3 separate regions of the Mus musculus genome follow, and regions 1 and 2 are each linked to region 3. The links are chromatin loops, found by intact Hi-C in ENCODE. Cell type or tissue: left cerebral cortex. All regions are shown on one strand.

Evidence for each region. Peaks named below come from ENCODE experiments on the same cell type or tissue, not always from the same donor. Only the 100,000 strongest peaks of a DNase experiment are listed, where the experiment ranks them.
Region 1: a loop joins it to region 3, with 4 times the contacts of the local background. A loop is called at or near these places in 7 of 42 quality-filtered maps.
Region 2: a loop joins it to region 3, with 2.3 times the contacts of the local background. A loop is called at or near these places in 5 of 42 quality-filtered maps.

What each region holds. Positions count from the first base shown.
Region 1 is chr6:70,189,110-70,197,109 of GRCm38, forward strand. It overlaps Igk and Igkv8-26. Among named protein-coding and RNA genes, the nearest start is that of Gm46962, 28 kb to the right of the region's middle. In left cerebral cortex, no CTCF peak of the experiment used is centred here; a DNase peak (open chromatin) is centred at 4,720.
Region 2 is chr6:70,225,082-70,233,081 of GRCm38, forward strand. It overlaps Igk. Among named protein-coding and RNA genes, the nearest start is that of Gm46962, 8.4 kb to the left of the region's middle. In left cerebral cortex, no CTCF peak of the experiment used is centred here; a DNase peak (open chromatin) is centred at 4,577.
Region 3 is chr6:70,351,731-70,359,730 of GRCm38, forward strand. It overlaps Igk and Igkv8-18. Among named protein-coding and RNA genes, the nearest start is that of Gm46962, 140 kb to the left of the region's middle. In left cerebral cortex, a CTCF peak has its summit at 3,263 (motif pointing left); a DNase peak (open chromatin) is centred at 4,741.

The DNA.
Region 1 (8,000 bases), 160 kb before region 3:
AAAGCATTTCTAAGAGGGAAACTCATAGCTCTGAGTGCCCCCAAGAAGAAACAGGAGAGAGCACATACTAGCAGCTTGACAACACATCTAAAAGCTCTAGAAAAAAAGGAAGCAAATTCAGCCAAGAGGAGTAGACGGCAGGAAATAATCAAACTCAGGGGTGAAATCAACCAAGTGGAAACAAGAAGAACTATTCAAAGAATTAACCAAACAAGGAGTTGGTTCTTTGAGAAAATCAACAAGATAGATAAACCCTTAGCTAGACTCACTAGAGGGCACAGGGACAAAATCCTAATTAACAAAATCAGAACTGAAAAGGGAGACATAACAACAGATCCTGAAGAAATCCAAAACACCATCAGATCCTTCTACAAAAGGCTATACTCAACAAAACTGGAAAACCTGGATGAAATGGACAAATTTCTGGACAGATACCAGGTACCAAAGTTGAATCAGGATCAAGTTGACCTTCTAAACAGTCCCATATCCCCTAAAGAAATAGAAGCAGTTATAAATAGTCACCCAGCCAAAAAAAGCCCAGGACCAGACGGGTTTAGTGCAGAGTTCTATCAGACCTTCAAAGAAGATCTAATTCCAGTTCTGCACAAACTTTTTCACAAGATAGAAGTAGAAGGTACTCTACCCAACTCATTTTATGAAGCCACTATTACTCTGATACCTAAACCACAGAAAGATCCAACAAAGATAGACAACTTCAGACCAATTTCTCTTATGAATATCGATGCAAAAATCCTCAATAAAATTCTCGCTAACAGAATCCAAGATCACATTAAAGCAATCATCCATCCTGACCAAGTAGGTTTTATTCCAGGGATGCAGGGATGGTTTAATATATGAAAATCCATCAATGTAATCCATTATATAAACAAACTCAAAGACAAAAACCACATGATCATCTCGTTAGATGCAGAAAAAGCATTTGACAAGATCCAACACCCATTCATGATAAAAGTTCTGGAAAGATCAGGAATTCAAGGACCATACCTAAACATGATAAAAGCAATCTACAGCAAACCAGTAGCCAACATCAAAGTAAATGGAGAGAAGCTGGAAGCAATCCCACTAAAATCAGGGACTAGAAAAGGCTGCCCACTTTCTCCCTACCTTTTCAACATAGTACTTGAAGTATTAGCCAGAGCAATTCTACAACAAAAGGAGATCAAGGGGATACAAATTGGAAAAGAGGAAGTCAAAATATCACTTTTTGGAGATGATATGATAGTATATATAAGTGACCCCAAAAATTCTACCAGAGAATTCCTAAACCTGATAAACAGCTTCGGTGAAGTAGCTGGATATAAAATAAACTCAAACAAGTCAATGGCCTTTCCCTATACAAAGAATAAACAGGCTGAGAAAGAAATTAGGGAAACAACACCCTTCTCAATAGTCACAAATAATGTAAAATATCTCGGCGTGACTCCAACTAAGGAAGTGAGAGATCTGTATGATAAAAACTTCAAGTCTCTGAAGAAAGAAATTAAAGAAGATCTCAGAAGATGGAAGGATCTCCCATGCTCATGGATTGGCAGGATCAACATTGTAAAAATGGCTATCTTGCCAAAAGCAATCTACAGATTCAATGCAATCACCATCAAAATTCCAACTCAATTCTTCAACGAATTAGAAGGAGCAATTTGCAAATTCGTCTGGAATAACAAAAAACCTAGGATAGCAAAAAGTCTTCTCAAGGATAAAAGTACCTCTGGTGGAATCACCATGCCTGACCTAAAGCTTTACTACAGAGCAATTGTGATAAAAACTGCATGGTACTGGTATAGAGACAGACAAGTAGACCAATGGAATAGAATTGAAGACCCAGAAATGAACCCACACACCTATGGTCACTTGATCTTCGACAAGGGAGCTAAAACGATCCAGTGGAATAAAGACAGCATTTTCAACAATCGGTGCTGGCACAACTGGTTGTTATCATGTAGAAGAATGCGAATTGATCCATTCCTATCTCCTTGTACTAAGGTCAAATCTAAGTGGATCAAGGAACTTCACATAAAACCAGAGACACTGAAACTTATAGAGGAGAAAGTGGGGAAAAGCCTTGAAGATATGGGCACAGGGGAAAAATTCCTGAACAGAACAGCAATGGCTTGTGCTCTAAGATCGAGAATTGACAAATGGGACCTAATGAAACTCCAAAGTTTCTGCAAGGCAAAAGACACCGTCAATAAGACAAAAAGACCACCAACAGATTGGGAAAGGATCTTTACCTATCCTAAATCAGATAGGGGACTAATATCCAACATATATAAAGAACTCAAGAAGGTGGACTTCAGAAAATCAAATAACCCCATTAAAAAATGGGGCTCAGAACTGAACAAAGAATTCTCACCTGAGGATTACCGAATGGCAGAGAAGCACCTGAAAAAATGTTCAACATCCTTAATCATCAGGGAAATGCAAATCAAAACAACCCTGAGATTCCACCTCACACCAGTCAGAATGGCTAAGATAAAAAATTCAGGTGACAGCAGATGCTGGCGAGGATGTGGAGAAAGAACACTCCTCCATTGTTGGTGGGATTGCAGGCTTGTACAACCACTCTGGAAATCAGTCTGGTGGTTCCTCAGAAAATTGGACATAGTACTACCGGAGGATCCAGCAATACCTCTCCTGGGCATATATCCAGAAGATGCCCCAACTGGTAAGAAGGACACATGCTCCACTATGTTCATAGCAGCCTTATTTATAATAGCCAGAAGCTGGAAAGAACCCAGATGTCCCTCAACAGAGGAATGGATACAGAAAATGTGGTACATCTACACAATGGAGTACTACTCAGCTATTAAAAAGAATGAATTTATGAAATTCCTAGGCAAATGGATGGACCTGGAGGACATCATCCTGAGTGAGGTAACACATTCACAAAGGAACTCACACAATATGTACTCACTGATAAGTGGATATTAGCCCAAAACCTAGGATACCCAAGATATAAGATACAACTTCCTAAACACATGAAACTCAAGAAAAATGAAGACTGAAGTGTGGACACTATGCCCCTCCTTAGAAGTGGGAACAAAACACCCTTGGAAGGAGTTACAGAGACAAAGTTTGGAGCTGAGATGAAAGGATGGACCATGTAGAGACTGCCATATCCAGGGATCCACCCCATAATCAGCATCCAAACGCTGACCCCATTGCATACACTAGCAAGATTTTATTGAAAGGACCCAGATGTAGTTGTCCCTTGTGAGACTATGCCGGGGCCTAGCAAACACAGAAGTGGATGCTCACAGTCAGCTAATGGATGGATCACAGGGCTCCCAATGGAGGAGCTAGAGAAAGTACCCAAGGAGCTAAAGGGATCTGCAACCCTATAGGTGGAACAACATTATGAACTAACCCGTACCCCGGAGCTCTTGACTCTAGCTGCATATGTATCAAAAGATGGCCTAGTCGGCCATCACTGGAAAGAGAGGCCCATTGGACACGCAAACTTTATATGCCCCAGTACAGGGGAACGCCAGGCCCAAAAAGGGGGAGTGGGTGGGTAGGGGAGTGGGGGTGGGTGTGTATGGGGGACTTTTGGTATAGCATTGGAAATGTAAATGAGCTAAATACCTAATAAAAAATTTTAAAAAAAGAGTGAATTTGGAAATGGGAGAAAATGAACAAATTTAACTTCAATATATGTGGACTCTCTTCTTTCCCTTCCTATCCATTATTATCTTTTATCTGATATTTTTCTTACTCGGCTTCCTTCTTGTATTCTTCTGATTTTTCTCAGCATATCTTATCTAGAATTGTCAATCTAAGATAGCTTTCCTAAAATTTCTACAAATGTCACCTGATTTAAATATGTCTTATATTTTAACCCAAACCTATTAGATTCCACAGTAAATTGATGTTGGAGATGAGAAAGACAAACACTTTCAGTGTCTTCTTATGCTCTCTCTGATGGCATTTTTGCCTGTTGATTGACTCCAAGCACTCACACGGACACTGACCAGGCATTTGCTTTTGTACTGTCTGTCTACTTTGCATGAGTTCCTCCAGCCCAGCCTAGCTACTCAGAATTTATAAACCAGGCCTTTGCATTATGACTGAACTGCATCAGTCAGGCAGGGGGGAGAAAGATGGAATCACAGAACCATGTCCTCATGTTCTTGCTGCTTTGGGTATCTGGTAAGAAATTTAAAGTATTAAAACCTTTTCAAAGTTTCATCTTTGTAATAAGGAATTTGCAATTTTTGCCAGTGTGTGATATTTCTTGCAAATAATGTTCTGACATTATGACATTATAAGGTCATTTAAATGAAAAATTTCAACTGTTATTATAATCTATGTGTATGTATGCATTTTCACTATCTACTCACTATTGTAGATACCTGTGGGGACATTGTGATGACCCAGTCTCCATCCTCCCTGGCTGTGACAGCAGGAGAGAAGGTCACTATGAGCTGCAAGTCCAGTCAGAGTCTTTTGTGGAGTGTAAACCAAAAGAACTACTTGTCCTGGTACCAGCAGAAACAAAGGCAGCCTCCTAAACTGCTTATCTATGGGGCATCCATTAGAGAATCTTGGGTCCCTGATCGGTTCACAGGAAGTGGATCTGGGACAGACTTCACTCTCACCATTAGCAATGTGCATGCTGAAGACCTAGCAGTTTATTACTGTCAACACAATCATGGCAGCTTTCTCCCCCCCACAGAGCTTCAGCCGCCTACACAAACCTCCTTGAGAATTTAAACAGCTGTGTACACCACACAGAGCCCTGGGCATGCCCACTTCCCCTGTCTGCCTGAGACCTAGCATGCCTGAAAAACTAACAAGTTTACAGAACCCAATAAAAAGGCATCTGTTCAATGACACTTTGTCTTTTGTTATAAAAACTCTAAGTACCAAAATGCAGAGAAAAAAAAAAACACTGTTATTTTTCTATTCCTTCTGTAACCATTTACCACAAACTATGTTGATTGAATATGAGGAATTTATCTTTTTATAGTTCTATAAATCTTGTATCCAAGGTAAAACCCTATGGGCTGATGTAGTGATGTTGGTAAACTTTATTTTGGTTAGGAGTGTGTAGAAAAAAAATTGTTTCTTGCATTTTCTAGTTCCTACGAGGTTTTGTTACTTCCTTAACGTTATCCATCTTTTTCTGACTATTCTTTTCCTTTTCTGACTCTCTTATTTGTATTCCTTTTATGTAATTAGTTCTCTTTATGTACACGTGCATCTCTCTCTCTCTCTCTCTCTCTCTCTCTCTCTGTGTGTGTGTGTGTGTGTGTGTGTACATGTAGATGAATATGTGCAATGCTACTTTTGTGGAGGTCAAAAGATAACTAGGAGCTGATTCTGGTTTTCTCAATAGCTTTTGAGGTCTTACTCTGAGACTCAGCTTGGTGGCAAGTGTCTTTGTCCTTGGTGCAATGTTGCTGCTTCTTAAACTTCTTTCTTCTTATGTACACATTTTACACAATTTAATAACAGAATATCTTTCAAGTACATATATTTTGACCATATCTACTGAGTTTACCCATTTCCCTTTTCTCTTCTTGTAGTGGAACTATAATTGACCTACCAGCAACACAAATATTGATGCAGAGGCTTTTTAATATTTTTGCTGGGCAGTCTCCCAGCTACACGAACTTGACTAGTCCTGGTACTAAGTCTCTCTACATGGCCAGCTCTAACTTTGTGCTTGGCTTTGGTTCATCTGTTCACATCTGTGTCCATTGGCTGAATCTATCACATGTCTCTTCTTCTAGCATTCCTCTCTCTGCCCAGAAGTTCGACCTTCCACTTCCTGTCTGACCATGGGGTTTTAGCTCTTTGCTATAGGCAATTAGATACATTTTTGATTGCCTTAGGAAGGTAGGGAAAAATGAATATTTACAAAATAGCAAACCCACTGATGAGCCATAGAAATGACAATACAAGAGTCCTGCCAGAAGCATTTAGCTCTCTTCTTGTTACATAGTTAACAACTGAACACACAGAGATACACTTTCACACTATGTACCCCAACATCTTGTATTTTTTTTCTTTTGAGTCTCACCCCCTCTCTCTCTTTGTCTTATTCTCTGTTTCTCCTCTTTCTATCTTAAACACACACACATATATGTCAGTGTGTATGCACATACATACATATGTACACATAGATAAACACAGTCACATGTATACACAAATAAACACCACATACATATATGCACATACATACATGTATTCACATACATGAAGGAACACATTCAGAGATACACACTTATAAATATATATCCGCATGAACTTTACATAAAACATATTTAGGAACCACAAAGGAGAGAATTTATGATATCTGTTGCCCTTGTTTCTGGGGCCACATATGACTTTGAAATATTTTTATCTGTTTTTTGTTGTTGTTTTGTTTTGTTTTGTTTTGCCTGTAGAGCCTGAGATACTAGGTTCTGCCATCACAAATATGACCCAGTGGGACAAATGCTCTGTCTTCAGAATATCTTGTCGGTCTAGCATTGAATTTTGGACTAGAGTACGGGATGACTGTGTTATTCACAATGATCTGTGTTTCTGCTCATGTCTGTTATAACCTTAGCTCCTAAGGACATTTGTATATTTGGTGTGAAGGCTATTCAGTAGTGTAAATTCTTTTTGAAACCCAGAGGAAGCCATATCCTTTAATTCATGAATAAGATCCAGTTGCTTTGTCTTCTTGCTAAGGATCACAACATGAAAAGAACTGTTGCCTGAAAACTTTGATATTGTTGAGATTTGAAAATGTTCCAAAAACCTCTCAAATTATTTATAGTAGAGTATCTATAGAGCACTTGTATTTATCTTACAGTTTAAAAAAAAAATTGGACCTCCAAGATCTCTAAAATATGGGATCACCAAACAGGCAGCATACACCAGCTGAAATGAGGCCTTCAAAACACATTTGCAGGAGAGAACTTCTGGGCCTGTGTTCATTCAGAAATGATGCACCTAACCCTCAAGAGACTGGAGGCCAAAATACAACACCCCTTCATGGTAAAAGTCTTGGAAATATCAGGAATTCAAGGCCCATACCTAAACATAATAAAAGCAATATACAGCAAACAACTACCAACCATCAAACTAAATGGAGAGAAATTTGAAGTAATCCTACTAAAATCAAGGACTAGACAAGACTGTCTACTCTCTCCCTACCTATTCAATATAGTACTTGAAGTCCTAGCCACAGTAATTAGATAACAAAAGGACCTGAAATGGATACACATTGGAAAGGAAGAAATCAAAATTTTACTATTTGCAGATGATATATTTCATATAAGTGAACCTAAAAATTCCACCAAAGACCTCCTAAACCTGATAAAAACTTTAGTGGATATAAAATTAACTCCAAAAAGTCAGTGGCCTTTCTCTACACACACAAAGGATAAACAGGCTGAGAAAGAAATTAGGGAAACAACACCCTTCTCAATAGTCACATATAATGTAAAATACGTTGGTGTGACTCGAACTAAGAAAGTGAAAAATTTGAATAATAACTAAGGAAGTAAAAGATCTGTATGATAAGAACTTCAAGTCTCTGAAGAAAGAAATTGAAGATCTCAGAAGATGGAAATATCTCCCATGCTAATGAATTGGCAGGATTAATATAATAAAAATGACCATCTTGCCAAAAGCAATCTACAGATTGAATGGAATCCCCAGCAAAATTTAAACACAATTCTTCGCAGAGTTAAAAAGAGCTATTTGAAAAATCATTTGGAATAACAAAATACTTAGGATAGCAAAAAGTATTCCCCAAAATAAAAGAACCTCTGGTGGAATCATCATCCCTGACCTCAAGCTGTACTATAGAGAAATTGTGATAAAAACTTCATAGTATTGATACAGTGACAAGCAGGTAGATCAATGGAATACAATTGAAGACCCAGAAATGAATCCACACAATTATGGTCACTTGATCTTTGACAAAGGAGCTAAAATCATCCAGTGGAAAAAAGACAGAATTTTCAACAAGTGGTTCTGACTCA
Region 2 (8,000 bases), 130 kb before region 3:
GGCCTAGTCAGTCATCAATGGGAGGAGAGGCCCTTGGTCCTATGAAGGTTCTATGCCCCAGTATAGGGGAATTCCAGGGCTGAGAAGTGGGAGTAGGTAGGTTGGTGAGCAGGGAGAGGGGGGAGGGGATATGGAGTTTTCTGAGGAGAAACCAGGAAATGGGATAACATTTGAAATGTAAATTAAGAAAGTATCTAATAAGAAAAAAAAGTAAAAACTAAATAAAAAGGAAATGTTAATAAAATAACCAATAAAAATTTAAAAAATTTTAAAAAGTATAAATTACTTTTGTAAAACACACATATGGGTAATTTCCTTTTGGTCTGATTACTGTAACTCATGACCTAGTTTTAAAATAAAATTCATGCTGTAAAGTAAAATCATGTACACATCTAAGCAGGAATGGTTGAGAAACACTTGAAATGTTAAACATCCTTAGCCTTCAGGGAAATGCAATCAAAACTACTTTGAGATTCCATCTTACACCTGTGAGAATGGATATTATCAAAAACACAAGTGGCAGCTCATGCTGGCAAGAATGTGAAGCAAGGAGAAAATTCTTCCATTATTGGTATGAGTGTCAACTTCTATAGCCAGTATAAAAATTAGTATAATCTTTCCTAAGAAAACTGTAAATCAAGCTACCTCAAGATACATTGTGGTAAATTTATACAATGGATTATTTCTCAGATTTAAAAAAAAAAGCATTGTGAGATTTGCAGACAAATGTGTGAAGATACAAAAGCAAAACTGCCACAGGCCCTCTGGTCCCTTGTGCCTGTGTAGGAAAGGGTCTCTAGAGTAGATGGGCAAGATAAGATGTAGTGACAGACAGATACACGAAAATGGTGTTGAATCTGAATGTAATGTTCTGGTTGAGCTTCAGACTTATATTACAACGAATTATCAGAGGATACAAATCACAAAAAGACAAGATACACTGAAATTCACCAGTTACAGCAGAAAGGAATTTACAGGGACTAATTAAATGTTTACATTAGGGATAACAAGCCCTGCCTAGGATCAGCCTAATGCCAGGCAAGAATTTCACACTTTAAGGTTAAAAGCATCAGGGGGTTGTTAACTCTTGACAGGCCTTAAGAGTAATGCGCTATCACAGAGCTCTAAATTCTTAGGTCTAGTAAAACTTATCTTGTCTGGAGAGTTTCCCCTTATCAGGGTAGTATATCAACTTATACTTGACATGGAATGTAGCCTGTAGTAAAAGATTTCTATCTCAGTGAGACTTTTAGTCTCTATCTACAGACAGCTGAGTAAATGACAGATGTTTATATTGTTTTATGATGCAGCTTAATTAGTTACTAAATAGGTTAAGCTCTTTGCTGCTATCTGGAATCTAAGAACACTGGAAAAAGGCTTTAGCTATGTTAGAATACAATCTTAAAAGGCATTTACTATAAGGTAATACTATATAGAGTGCACGTGGATCCATACACTAGACTAATGTGGTTTTGGAAAATTAATTTTATGGGTTAGGGAAATAGCCAAAGATCCGGGAGTAAGTTTCCTTGAAACTTTTTCCTCATGAAAAAGCTTTCAGACTTTCATCTGTCAAGCTGACTCCACCGGGGTCCCTGGCACAAAACAAAACAAAAAAATCTTCCTGAGTGATGTACCCCAGACTCTCCCAACAAACATGGTGTGTATTCATTAATTTGCAAGTAATCAGATAATTAAAAAATAATTATGCTAAAATCCAGAGTCAAAAGCTAAGTAATAAGGAAGGTTCAAGGCAGGATGCATGCATGGATCTCCCTGAGAAGGAAAAATATAATATTCATTACAGGTGGACTAGGGGGAAGGTAGGGGTGGAAACGAAGCAATCAGGTGGGGGATGTATGGAGGAAGTGAGTATTAGGGAGGTGACTGAAGTGAGTACTCATTTGGTGAGCAATGTGAAAACATACTGCAGTGGAAACTCCTTGGAATCTAAGTGCTTCTAGTGAAAATGCCTACTAATCCCTGATACTGAGCAGAAACTGGACATTTTCTATAACCAGGCAAGGCTTCCAGTGATGGGACTGGGTCACCAACACAGACACAAAACCTTTGAACTACAATCTCGCCAGCCTACAATTTTTGCTGAAGTAATGATGTTACAGAAATTTTGTAAAAGACCAACCAATGAATGATCTCCTTGGAGGCACGTATAATAAAACAATACTGAAAGAAAGCACACAGAATCATTCACCAACTAATGCAAGGACGAATCTGAAACACATCTGTTTATGAGACACCAGAAACTTTCCTCCTGGAAAGTTTCCATGAAACTTTATGCCTTGGGACTGTGGCCAAGTTTTTGGGCTTGTTTTGTAGACTTCACTGGAATGGGTGTGGCAATTAACTTTAACCGAACAAGTAAAAGACCTGTATGACAATAACTTCAGTAGGAAGAGGGAACATATAGAGCCCACATCCAGCAGGAAGACAGGGCATCAAATGAGGGAGGGGGGTACATCCCAATGTCACAATTCTTACCCTTAATTGCCCCTGTCTGAAAGAACTACAGGGATAGAAATGGAGAGGAACCCAAGGAAAAGAAGGTCCAGTGACAGGCCCAAAGTGGGATCCACCTCAAGTGAGGTCCCAAAGCCTGAGACTATTACTAAGGCTATGGAGCATTCACAAAAGGGACCTAGCATGACTGCCCTCTGAAAGACCCAACAAGCAGCTGAAAGAATCAGATGCAGATATTTGCATCTAACAATGGACAGAAGCAGTTGACCCCTGTTATTGAATTAGGGAAGACTGAAAGAAGCTCAAAAGAAGGGCAAACCTGTAGAAGGTCCAATGGTCTCAATGAATCTGGACCCCCAAGGTCTCTCAAACATTGTACCACAAAACAGACAGCATACACCAGTTGATATGAGGCCCCCAACACACATACAGCAGAGGACTGCAGGGTCTGTGTTCATTCAAAGATGATACACCTAACCCTCAAGAGACTGGAGGGCCCAAGGAGTTTAGAGATCAGGTAGGATGGGGTATGGGAAGACCCATGTGGAGACAGGGGGTGGGGAGGTGGTGTGGGACATGGAACAGTTTGAAAGTGGACAGAGGCAGGGGGAAAATAAAATATGGGGTATAAAAAATTAATGAATAAATATTTTTTAAAAAAGAATCTAAAACTTCACATGAAAGTGTTGTTAGTACTCTCAGTTAGACTATATATATATATATATATATATATATATATATATATATATATGCTACAAAAATGGTAGAATAAGAATGCCTTCATCAGAAGCATCTGGAGAACATGCCTGAGAGAAGAGATTTTGCCCCCACAAATCTCAGAGACCAGTCCTTTACATGTATATGGGGCGACGAGATTATGAAGGGCAGACGGTCTGAAAAGCATATGGCCTTGTGGAAGAAGGTAAAATAGCCTTTGCATAGATGTTAGCATAGCATTGAGACTGCTTGATTTGGGACGTCTGTCAGTAAGTTTCAGGTAAATGCTTAATACAATGAGAACCTATGGGACAATTGTCACCATGAGTTTATGTTTTCACTGGGTATATTTTAGTCAGTGTTGTATTAACACACAAAGAGGAGAAAATGTGAAGACTGTCTATAAGTTCTGCTCCAGGTGAATTTTTATGGTGTTTTTCTTGTCATTATCAGAAATAAGCAGAATGATATTCATTATAATGCCTGGAACTGCAAGCCTGTTCAAGAGACTGCATGGGGTGGTCATAAAACCTAAGAAAAAACCTACCATTGTTTGTTTAGCTGCTTTGTTTTTCTTTTATTTGTTTTATCTTGCTTGCTGAATGGGGATGGCATCAAACTGCTTTGTACATCTGTATATTTAAACCCATAGAATGGTGCTATTCTTAGCATTCATCCTAGAAGACTTCTTTCAGTAGATACTGGTTAAGGCAGAGTACAGAATTAGTGAAAGTACAGAAAATATGTGACTGTGAAATTCCTTAAAAGGAATGTTCCCCCATCCCCATTTTAACAAAGCAGAGATAATCACGGAACAAGAGACAGAAAGAACATAAGATACAATTATTGTGGGGAATGCTGTGAAATAGCATCTTCTAGACATAACATGGCCATTATTCATATGAGCAAACTGCCACCGCAGTTATTTGCACAAGATTTGACTCATCACCATTTCATCAAGCAAGGGGAAGGGGTGCATGTGTTCTTACTCTTCGTAGAATATCTGGGTAACAAGGGACGCTAGGGAAAGGAGGGGGTTATTCTCTATGTGCTATAATCATATTCCAGAAATAATGTGTACTCATGAAGCATTCATAATTAAATTCAGAAGAAACAACAAAAAAGTCAGCAAATTAGAAGAGGCTATTTTGAGAAGGCTTTACCAGGAGACTGGAAAGGAAAATAAAAGAAAACAGAGGCTAAGTGCTCAAATACAATATATACATGCATGTCAAATATAAATTTTCTATATAAATTCTGAAGCATATTGTTTCATATATGCAACTGGTACACTCTAGCAATTTGGTAACTTACACAGGGTTGTGTAAAAAGAACTCTTGGTTTCCTTACTTGAAGATGTCTGGCACTGGAATCATGTTGTCCCCATGGCATGCAGCCAAGCAGCAATTTCAATCTTCTTTAAAATGATTGTCTCCAAGTAGGCCTGTGGTAACCAGTACACAGTTCTCCCAGTCTGCCCCTCCATCTACAACTGGTGAAGATCCTGCTCCTAGAAACCAAAGCTTGCCTGTCTCTCAGGAGGTTCACCCCAACCAGGAACACAGGAGGTCTACCCTAACCAGGAACACTATAGGTATGTTCTAACCAAGGACAAAGGAGGCCATCCCTAACCAGAGACAGCACTGCTTGCCTCCAAGGAGGCATACTCTAACCCAGGTCACAGAGCTCTACATAGCTCCAGTCAGAGACACTCAGGCTAGTTAACACCAGAAAAAAACATATGACCAGAGACAAGCACAAGAACATAAACAACAGAACCCAATACAATCCAGCCGCATCAGAACCCAATTTTCCCACCACAGCAAGCCCTGGATATTCTAACACACCTAAAAAGCAAGATTCTGACCTAAAATCCCATCTCATGAAGATGATAGAGGCCTTTAAAGAGGATATAAATAACTCCATTAAAGAAATACAGCAAAAAAAAAAAAAAGAAATACAGCAAAATACAGGCAAAACAGGTAGAAGCCCTTAAAGAAGAAACAAATCCCTTAAAGACATACAAGAAAATACAATCAAGCCAGTGAAAAAATTGAACAAAACTCAAAGACATAAAAATGGAATTAGAAACAATAAAAGAAACCGCAAGGAACCCTGGAGATAGAAAACATAAGAAAGAGGTAGGGAGCTACAGATGGTGGTTGAAAGGTAGTTTTTTGTTTATCATTTGCTTAGTATTCTCTTCTTTTCTATACATTTTAAATTTTACTTAATCTTCTTTTATTACACTCCAGATTTTATCTCCCTCTTGGTCCACCCTCTGACTATTCCCCCATCTCATTCCTCCTCCCCAACCCCTTTCTCCACAAAGATGTGCCCACCCCCACTAGACCTCTAAACTCTCTAGGGCTTCCGGTCTCTTGAGGGTTAGGTGCATAATCTCTGACTGAACCCAAACCCTGCAGTCCTCTGATATATATATATATACATATACATATACATATACATATACATATACATATACATATACATATACATATACATATACATATACATATACATATATATATGTTGTGGGCCTCATATGCTGTCTGGTCGGTGTTGCAATGTCTAAGAGGTCTTGGGGGTCCAGGTTAGTTGAGACTGTTGATCACCCTCCTCCTTAGCTCCTCCCAGCTTTTCTCTAATTTAACCACAGGGGTCAGGAGATTCTGTCCATTGGATGGGTGAAAATATCTACATCTGACTCTTTCAGCTGCTTGCTGGGTCTTTCAGAGGGCAGTCATGATAGGTCCTTTTTGTGACCTTTCCATAGACTCAATAATAGTGTCAGGCCTTGGAACCTCCCCTTGAGCAGGATTCCACTTTGGAACTGTCACAGGATCTCCTTTTCCTCGGGCTCCTCTCCATTTTTGTCCCTGCAGTTCTTTTAGACATGAACAATTATGAGTTTTACTGTGGGATGGCAACCCCATCCCTCACCTGATGCCCTGTCTTTCTATGAGAGGTGGACTCTACAATTTCCTCTCCCCACTTGTAGAGCATTTCGTCTAAGGCCCCTCCCTTTGAGTCCTGAGTGTTCCTTACCTCCCAGGTCTCTGGTGCATTCTGGAGGGTCCCCCTACCTCTTACCCTCCAAGGTTGCCTGTTTCCATTATTTTGCTGGCCCTCATGATGTCAGTCCTTTTCTCTCGCCCAATACCAGATCATGTTCTCTTCACCTCTCTCCTTGAGCTTGTTGAACATTTTTTTTTTAGTTCTGTGGACTGTATCTTGGGTATTCTGTACATTTTTAAAAATCTAATAACCTCTTATTAGTGAGAACATACCGTGCATGTATTTTTGAGTCTGAGTTACCTCACGCAGGATGATATTTTCTAGTTCCATCCATTTGCTTACAAAATTCAGGCTGTTTTTCTTTCATCTGCAGAATACAAGAGATAGAAGAGAGAATCCCAGGCATAGAAAATGCCATAGAAGATATTGTCACAGTGGTCAAAGAAAATAAAAAGCCTACGAAGCCCCTAACCCAAAACATCCAGGAAATTTTGGACACAATGAAAAGATCAAACTTAAGAATCATAGAAATAGAATAGAGTGAAGATTCACAGATCAAAGAGAGAGAAATTATCTTTAGCAAATTTGTAGGAGAAACTGTCTATAACCTAAAGAGATGCAACATAATGTACAAGCCACCAAGTAATGAAGAAAATCCTCCTATCACATAAAAATCAAAATGCACAGAACAGAGAAAGAATATTAAGAGCTATAAGGGAAAAAGACTAAGTAACATAAAGCAGGACCTGTAAGAACTACACCAGACTTCTCAACAAAGACTCTAAAAGCCAGAGGGTCCTCAACAGTTGTCATCCAGACCCTAAGAGAACACAGATGCCAGCCCAGGCTACTATACTAAGCAAAACTTTTAACTACTGTACATGGAGGAACCAAGGTATTCCATGATAAAACCAAACTTAAAAAATATCTTTCCACTAGGATACTAGAAGGAAAACCCCTGCTTCCTGCTGTTATAGGGTAATCCTGGTTTGTCTCTCAGCACCTACTTCAACTAGATCAAAAACTCCTGTAACTCCAACTCCATAAAATCTGATGTCTTCTTCTAACTGCTTTGAGACCCCACTCATACATATGCCTACACCCCTCCACAGATGCATACACACAATTGAAAATAAAATAAATCTGTCAAGGAAAAAATAGTACTTCATCATGGAAATTGTACTCTCCTTTTACCAGGAAAGGTAAAGGTTACAGCAAAACTGATGACTTGAGTTTTATTCCCAGATACCACCTAGTGAAAAGAAAGAACTAACTTCTTCAGGTTGCGCTTTGACCTACATACACAGACACAGAGAGAAAGAGAGACAGAGAGAGACAGAGAGAGGCACTGTGTATTCACACCCAACAATAAATATATTTGTATATAATTTTTCAAATTATAAAATTTCTATTTGTTATCCTTTTTAAATTCAAAAAATTTTTGTTTAATCATTTTTTTTAAATCCAAATTTTATCCACCTTCCAGGCGACCCTCTGACTGTTCTTCCATGCCATCCCTCTTCCATTCATCTCCATGAGGATGTCCCCACCCCCTAACCCCAACCACCCCAAACCTCCCCACTACCTCCCCACACCCTGGAGCCTCCAGTCTCTTGATGGTTAGGTGCATCTTCTCTGACTGATTACAAACCAGGCAGTATGTATATATATATGTTGGAGGCCATATATCAGCTGGTATATGCTGCCTGTTTTGTGGCTCAGTGTCTGAGAGATCTCAGGGGTCTAGGTTAGTTGGGACTTTTGGTCCTCCTATACAGTCACTCTTC
Region 3 (8,000 bases):
CTATATTTTCTGTCACAGATATTGGGTAGCCACTGTGATTCTTCTCAAGAATAAAAGATATGTGATTCAACAACAAAGCCTAGTTAACCTTGTATTAACTCAGTATATTTTGCACATGACACTGAATTTACCTAGGCCTGTAGGCATGGTGGATCCATGGAAGAGGCTGCTGTGTCCCAGGAACTCAAGATAATCAACTTCAGACTTCCTGGTTCCAAAGGCTGGAGGAAGTTCATCTGTGTTATTTTGAGTCAGTTGGATTGTAGTGCATTTTAAAAGACAGCCCAAGGAATCAAATGCACCAGGACATATTGTGGAGACCATATTTGTGGGAAAAGCAGTAAATAAGGTTGTCAGGCTTTTGTGATTATACACAAAAGAACATGGAAATTTTACCTCCCAAGCCCCTATGCTCTCTCCTTATATTCTGTGATAAGCCCATATTTAACTGCAGGCATCTTTGTATTTGTCAGACCCCTGTCTCCATCTGTTGAATTTGAATGAGCATTAGTAAATGACATGAGAGCATGGTCTGAGCTCACCACAGCTGTCACAAAGCAAGATTTTGCTGAAATGATCCTGATATAGCTGTCTCTTGTGAGGCTATGCCAGGGCCTAGCAAACACAGAAGTATAAGCTCACAGTCAGCTATTGGATGGATCACAGAGACCCCAATGGAGGAGCTAGAGAAAGTACCCAAGGAGCTAAAGGGGTCTGCAACTCTATAGGTGGAACAACAATATGAATTAACCAGAACCTCCCCCCCCCCCGAGCTCATATCTCTAGCTGCATATGTATCAGAAGATGGCCTAGACGGCCATCATTGCAAAGAGAGGCCCCTTGGTCTTGCAAACTTTATATGCCTTAGTACAGGAGAACACCAGGGCTAAGAAGTAATAGTGGGTGGATAGGGGAGTGGGGGGGAGGGTATGGGGGACTTTTGGGATAGCATTGGAAATTTAGATGAAGAAAATTCCTAATAAAAAGAAAAGTTTAGCAAAGATCTTCATTATTTGTTTTAGAAACTGATGGTGATTCTTGCTCATCTGGTATATTCTTCGGTTTATTTTGGAAACTATTTTGTTAGTTAACTAACTGATTAACTAATTCAATTTACATTCCAATCTCAGACTGCTTTCCTCCCAGTGTCCATCTTACTCAGCTCTTCTTCCATATACCCCTCCCTTTTTCCTCTGGAGGAGGTCCCCAGCACACCCTGGGTACCAATCCACTATGGCACATCAAGTCACATACTCTCCCACTGAGCCCAGTCAAGGCAGGCTAGTTAGGGGAACAAGTTTCACAGTCAAGCAACAGAATCAGAGAGAGTGTTGTTCCAGTTGTTGGGGGACTCACATGAATACCAAGCTGCACATCTGCTACATATGTGTGGGGGATGGTTGGGAAGACTCTAGATTCAGCCCATTAATATGGTTTGGTTGGTTATTCAGTCTCTGGGAGCCCCCCTCAAGGGCCCAGGTTATTTGAGTCTGTTGGTCTTCTAATGGAGTTCCCATCCTCTCTGGGTCTCTCAGTCCTTCTCCTAACTTGTTCACAAGACTCCTTGAACTCTGATGTTTGGATGTAGGTCTCTGCATTTGTTTTGGTCAGATGATGGGTGGAGACTCTTAGAAAGCAGTTATGCTAGGCTCCCCTCCACCCCCTATTCTAGTCCCCATCCCCTGTCTGCTGGCTTCTCCAGTATGCCTAGCAGCTGTGATGTGTGTCCTTTCCCTGCTATGCTCAATCTTCCGGTACACACATCCACCTGCAAAAATGGAGTCCTACAGCCATCAGGGACCACAAATTGACACTCCTAAACCCATTTCCTGCCTGTTGGCCTTTCCAGAAAAACCCAGCAGTGAGTTCCTCCTATCCCCTCTGTACTTCATGTCCTAGCCCACAGCTCTGCCTGCTTCCCTGGAGTCCTGCTGACACCCAGGACATCCAGGTGAGATTCTCATGCGCCAGTCACCTGTCCTCTTCTCCAACAAGCCCAACAACTGTGAGGTCAGCCCTGTCCTCTTTGTTTCATCTTCTGGTCCATACCTCTACCAGCAATCCCAGAGGTCTACAGCCATCATGGACTACCAGCTTTGTTTCCATTCCTGGAGGCCTGCTGCAAACAGGACAACCAGAAGCCTGAAGTCATTAGTGATGACCAGCTCTGCCTATATCCCTGGAAGCCTGCTGCCATTCAGGACAGCCAGCTTTACTTGCAATCCCAGTGGACTGCTGCCACCAGGAGAGTTTACCAACTTTACCTTTATCCCTGAATGCCTGAGGGATTATCAGGCCTACCAACACCAAAGACTGGACCTTTCTTTTTTTATTGGATATTATATTTATTTAAAAGTCAAATGTAATCTATCCCCTCAGAAACCCCCTATCCCATACCCCTCCCCCTGCTTCTATGAGAGTGCTCATAGCCTTCACAGGACCAATTGCTCCTCCTCCCATTGATGCCCAACAAGGCCATTCTCTGCTACATATGCAGCTAGAGCCATGGGTCACTCCGTGTGTATACTTTGGTGGTGGTTTTAGTCCCTGGGAGCTCTGGGGGAATCTAGTGGTTTGATATTGTTCTTCCTATGGGGTTTCAAACCCCTTTAGCTAATTGGGGGCTTTCTTAATCCACAAACTGTCTCTCTGTTATATTGGTATGTTAGTGGTTTATAAATGAGATCTGAACATGCTTATCACAAATCATTTAATCTTTTATACCTGGAAAGTTGCTCTATAAAATTATATATTTAGTACAAAATAGAAGAAAAATGCATGTTGATTAAAAGCATATTTCATTTCAATAATATTCTGGTTTAATGTTAGTACATTAAAATCAGACGAATAATTCACTTTGGATATCAATGCCATGAGGTGTCTTGTAGTCAGTTGATTAATGATATATATCTGGAAATCTGACCTCCACGCAGAGATTAGACTGGCCTAGAATTTATGTACCCAAAGCTGGCTGTAATCTCATGGATCTCCTGCTTCTGTCTCTCCAGATCAGGGATACAGATATGAATCTCACTCTGTTGTGATATTTTGTTTACTTTTCTGTTTCTAGTACTCTACATGTAATACTGTATTTATGATTCATCTCATATATACTCTCATAATTCACTAACCTGAATTCAGGTGGTTATTTCATCTCTGTTATTGCTATTGATTTTCCTTCACAATCAAACATTTTTTTTTCCCTTTAGATATGAACAATCTCTGATGTTGTGGTCTACTTGTCTCATTCATTACTTGATTTAGAGTGGCTGTGCCCCCTTCTGGAGAATTTTTGAAGTGTGAGCAAGACCATATTTAGCCAGTTTTAATCCTTCTAATTTCTAGATTTCTCTAGAATATACCTCTGTGGAATAATATCTTTTGGTAGTGCTGGTGTTCAGGCATAATGAGGTGAAGAAACCTGGTTTGTTTTATGCGCCATTTCCTAACTGATAACCCTCTTTAAGCTCCCTGAAGTTGTGAGAAACATGATAGTTAGTTTCCGTTGGGTGTGCCTTTGAGATTAATGCTTCACTGATTCTAGGAAACGTTTCCCCAGGATTTCCACAGACCTAATATGGGCTTCTATTTTCATCTCTTTCCCACGTTTATTTTGGAAGTTGGGGCCCAAATGTCTGTTCATGTTCTCATTATAAGAGTGAATTTGGAAATGGGAGAAAATGAACAAATTTAACTTCAATATACGTGGACTCTCTTCTTTCCCTTCCTATCCATTATTATCTTTTATCTGACATTTTTCTTACTCGGCTTCCTTCTTGTATTCTTCTGATTTTTCTCAGCATATCTTATCTAGAATTGTCAATCTAAGATAGCTTTCCTAAAATTTCTACAAATGTCACCTGATTTAAATATGTCTTATTTAACCCAAACCTATTAGATTCCACAGTAAATTGATGTTGGAGATGAGAAAGACAAACACTTTCAGTGTCTTCTTATGCTCTCTCTGATGCCATTTTTGCCTGTTGATTGACTCCAAGCACTCACACGGACACTGACCAGGCATTTGCTTTTGTACTGTCTGTCTACTTTGCATGGGTTCCTCCAGCCCAGCCTAGCTACTCAGAATTTATAAACCAGGCCTTTGCATTATGACTGAACTGCATCAGTCAGGCAGGGGGGAGAAAGATGGAATCACAGACCCATGTCCTCATGTTCTTGCTGCTTTGGGTATCTGGTAAGAAATTTAAAGTATTAAAACCTTTTCAAAGTTTCATCTTTGTAATAAGGAATTTGCAGTTTTTGCCAGTGTGTGATATTTCTTGCAAATAATGTTCTGACATTATGACATTATAAGGTCATTTAAATGAAAAATTTCATCTGTTATTATAATCTATGTGTATGTATGCATTTTCACTGTCTACTCACTATTGTAGATACCTGTGGGGACATTGTGATGACCCAGTCTCCATCCTCCCTGGCTGTGACAGCAGGAGAGAAGGTCACTATGAGATGCAAGTCCAGTCAGAGTCTTTTGTGGAGTGTAAACCAAAATAACTACTTATCCTGGTACCAGCAGAAACAAGGGCAGCCTCCTAAACTGCTTATCTATGGGGCATCCATTAGAGAATCTTGGGTCCCTGATCGATTCACAGGAAGTGGATCTGGGACAGACTTCACTCTCACCATTAGCAATGTGCATGCTGAAGACCTAGCAGTTTATTACTGTCAGCACAATCATGGCAGCTTTCTCCCCCCACAGAGCTTCAGCTGCCTACACAAACCTCCTTGAGAGTTTAAACAGCTGTGTACACCACACACAGTCCTGGGCATGCCCACTTCCCCTGTCTGCCTGAGACCTAGCATGCCTGAAAAACTGACAAGTTTACAGAACCCAATAAAACGGCATCTGTTCAATGTCACTTATGTCCTTTGGTATAAATACTCTAAGTACCAAAATGCAGAGGAAAAAAAAACAGTGTTATTTTTCTATTCCTTCTGTAACCATTTACCACAAACTATGTTGATTAAATATGAGGAATTTATCTTTTTATAGTTCTATAAATCTTGTATCTAAGGTAAAACCCTATGGGCTGATGTAGTGATGTTGGTAAACTTTATTTTGATTAGGAGTGTGTAGAAAAAAAATTGTTTCTTGCATTTTCTAGTTCCTAGGAGGTTTTGTTACTTCCTTAATGGTATCCATCTTTTTCTGACTCTTCTTTTCCTTTTCTGACTCTCTTATTTGTATTCCTTTTATGTAATTAGTTCTCTTTATGTACATGTGCATCTCTCTCTCTCCCTCTCTCTCTCTCTGTGTGTGTGTGTGTGTACATGTAGATGAATATGTGCAATGCTATTTTTGTGGAGGTCAGAAGATAACTAGGAGTTGATTCTGGTTTTTCCAATAGCTTTTGAGGTCTTACTCTGAGACTCAGCTTGGTGGCAAGTGTCTTTGTCCTTGGTGCAACGTTGCTGCTTCTTAAACTTCTTTCTTGTTATGTACACATTTTACACAATTTCATAACAGAATATCTTTCAAGTACATATATTTTGACAATATCTACTAACTTTACCCATTTCCATTTTCTCTTCTTGTAGTGGAACTATAATTGACCTACCAGCAACACAAATATTGATGCAGAGGCTTTTTAATATTTTTTTCTGGACGGTCTCCCAGCTACACGAACTTGACTAGTCCTGGTACTAAGTCTCTCTACATGGCCAGCTCTAACTTTGTTCTTGGCTTTGGTTCATCTATTCACATCTGTGTCCATTGTCTGAATCTATCACATGTCTCTTCTTCTAGCATTCCTCTCTCTGCCCAGAAGTTTGACCTTCCACTTCCTGTCTGGCTATGGGGTTTTAGCTATTTGCTGTAGGCAATTAGTTACATTTTTGATTGCCTTAGGAAGGTAGGGAAAAATGAATATTTACAAAATAGCAAACCCACAGATGGGCAATTGAAATGACAATACAAGAGTCCTGCCAGAAGCATTTAGCTCTCTTCTTGTTACATAGTTAACAACTGAACACACAGAGATACACTTCCACACTATATACCCCAACATCTTGTTATTTTTTCTTTCTAGTCTCACCCCCTCTCTCTTTGTCTTATTCTCTGTTTCTCCTCTTTCTATCTTAAACACACACACATATGTGTCAGTGTGTATGCACATACATACATATGTACACATAGATAAACACAGTCACTTGTATACACAAATAAATGCCACATACATATATGCACATACACACATGTATTCACATACACGAAGGAACACATTCAGAGATACACACTTATACATATATATCCGCATGAACTTTACATAAAACATATTTAGGAACCACAAAGGAGAGAATTTATGATATCTGTTGCCCTTGTTTCTGGGGCCACATATGACTTTGAAATATTTTTATCTGTTTTTGTTTTGTTTTGTTTTGTTTTGTTTTGCCTGTAGAGCCTGAGATACTAGGTTCTCCCATCACGAACATGAGCCAGTGGGACAAATGCTCTTTCTTCAGAATATCTTGTCGGTCTAGCATTGAATTTTGGAGTAGAGTAAGGGATGACTGTGTTATTCACAATGATCTGTGTTTCTGCTCATGTCTGTTATAACCTTAGCTCCTAAGGACATTTGTATATTTGGGGTGAAGGCTATTCAGTAGTGTAAATTCTTCTTGAAACCAAGAGGAAGTCATATCCCTTAATTCATGAATAAGATCCCAGTTGCTTTGTCTTCTTGCTAAGGATCACAACATGAAAAGAACTGTTGCCTGAAAACTTTGATATTATTGAGATTTGAAAATGTTCCAAAAACCTCTCAAATTATTTATAGTAGAGTATCTATAGAGCACTTGTATTTATCTTACAGTTTTAAAAAAAAATTGGACCTCCAAGATCTCTAAAACACTGGATCACCAAACAGGCAGCATACACCAGCTGAAATGAGGCCTTCAAAACACATTTGCAGGAGAGAACTTCTGGGCCTGTGTTCATTCAGAAATGATGCACCTAACCCTCAAGAGACTGAAGGCCAAAATAGAACACCCCTTCATGATAAAAGTCTTGGAAATATCATGAATTCAAGGCCCATACCTAAACATAATAAAAGCAATATACAGCAAGCAAGTACCAACTAAAATCAAGGACTAGACAAGACTGTCTACTCTCTCCCTACCTATTCATTATAGTACTCAAAGTCCTAGCCACAGTAATTAGATAACAAAAGTAGCTGAAAGGGATACAAATTGGAAAGGAAGAAGTCAAAATTTCACTATTTGCAGATGATATATTACATATAAGTGAACCTAAAAATTCCACCAGAGACCTCCTAAACCTGATAAAAACTTTAGTGCAGTAGCTGGATATAAAATTAATCCAAAAAACTCAGTGGCCATTCTCTACACAAAGGATAAACAGGCTGAGAAAGAAATTAGGGAAAAAACACCCTTCACAATAGTCACATATAATGTAAAATACGTTGGTGTGACTCTAAGGAAGTGAAAGATCTGAATAATAACTAAGGAAGTAAAAGATCTGTATGATAAGAACTTCAAGTCTCTGAAGAAAGAAATTGAAGAAGATCTCAGAAGATGGAAAGATCTCCCATGCTAATGAATTGGCAGGATTAATATAATAAAAATGACCATCTTGCCAAAAGCAATCTACAGATTGAATGGAATCCCCAGCAAAATTTCAACACAATTCTTCGCAGAGTTAAAAAGAGCTATTTGAAAAATCATTTGGAATAACAAAATACTTAGGATAGCAAAAAGTATTCCCCAAAATAAAAGAACCTCTGGTGGAATCATCATCCCTGACCTCAAGCTGTACTACAGAGAAATTGTGATAAAAACTTCATAGTATTTATACAGTGACAAGCAGGTAGATCATTGGAATAGAATTGAAGACTCAGAAATGAATCCACACAACTATGGTCACTTGATCTTTGACAAAGGAGCTAAAATCATCCAGTGGAAAAAAGACAGAATTTTCAACAAATGGTTCTGACTCAACTGCTGAAAATTGATCCATTCTT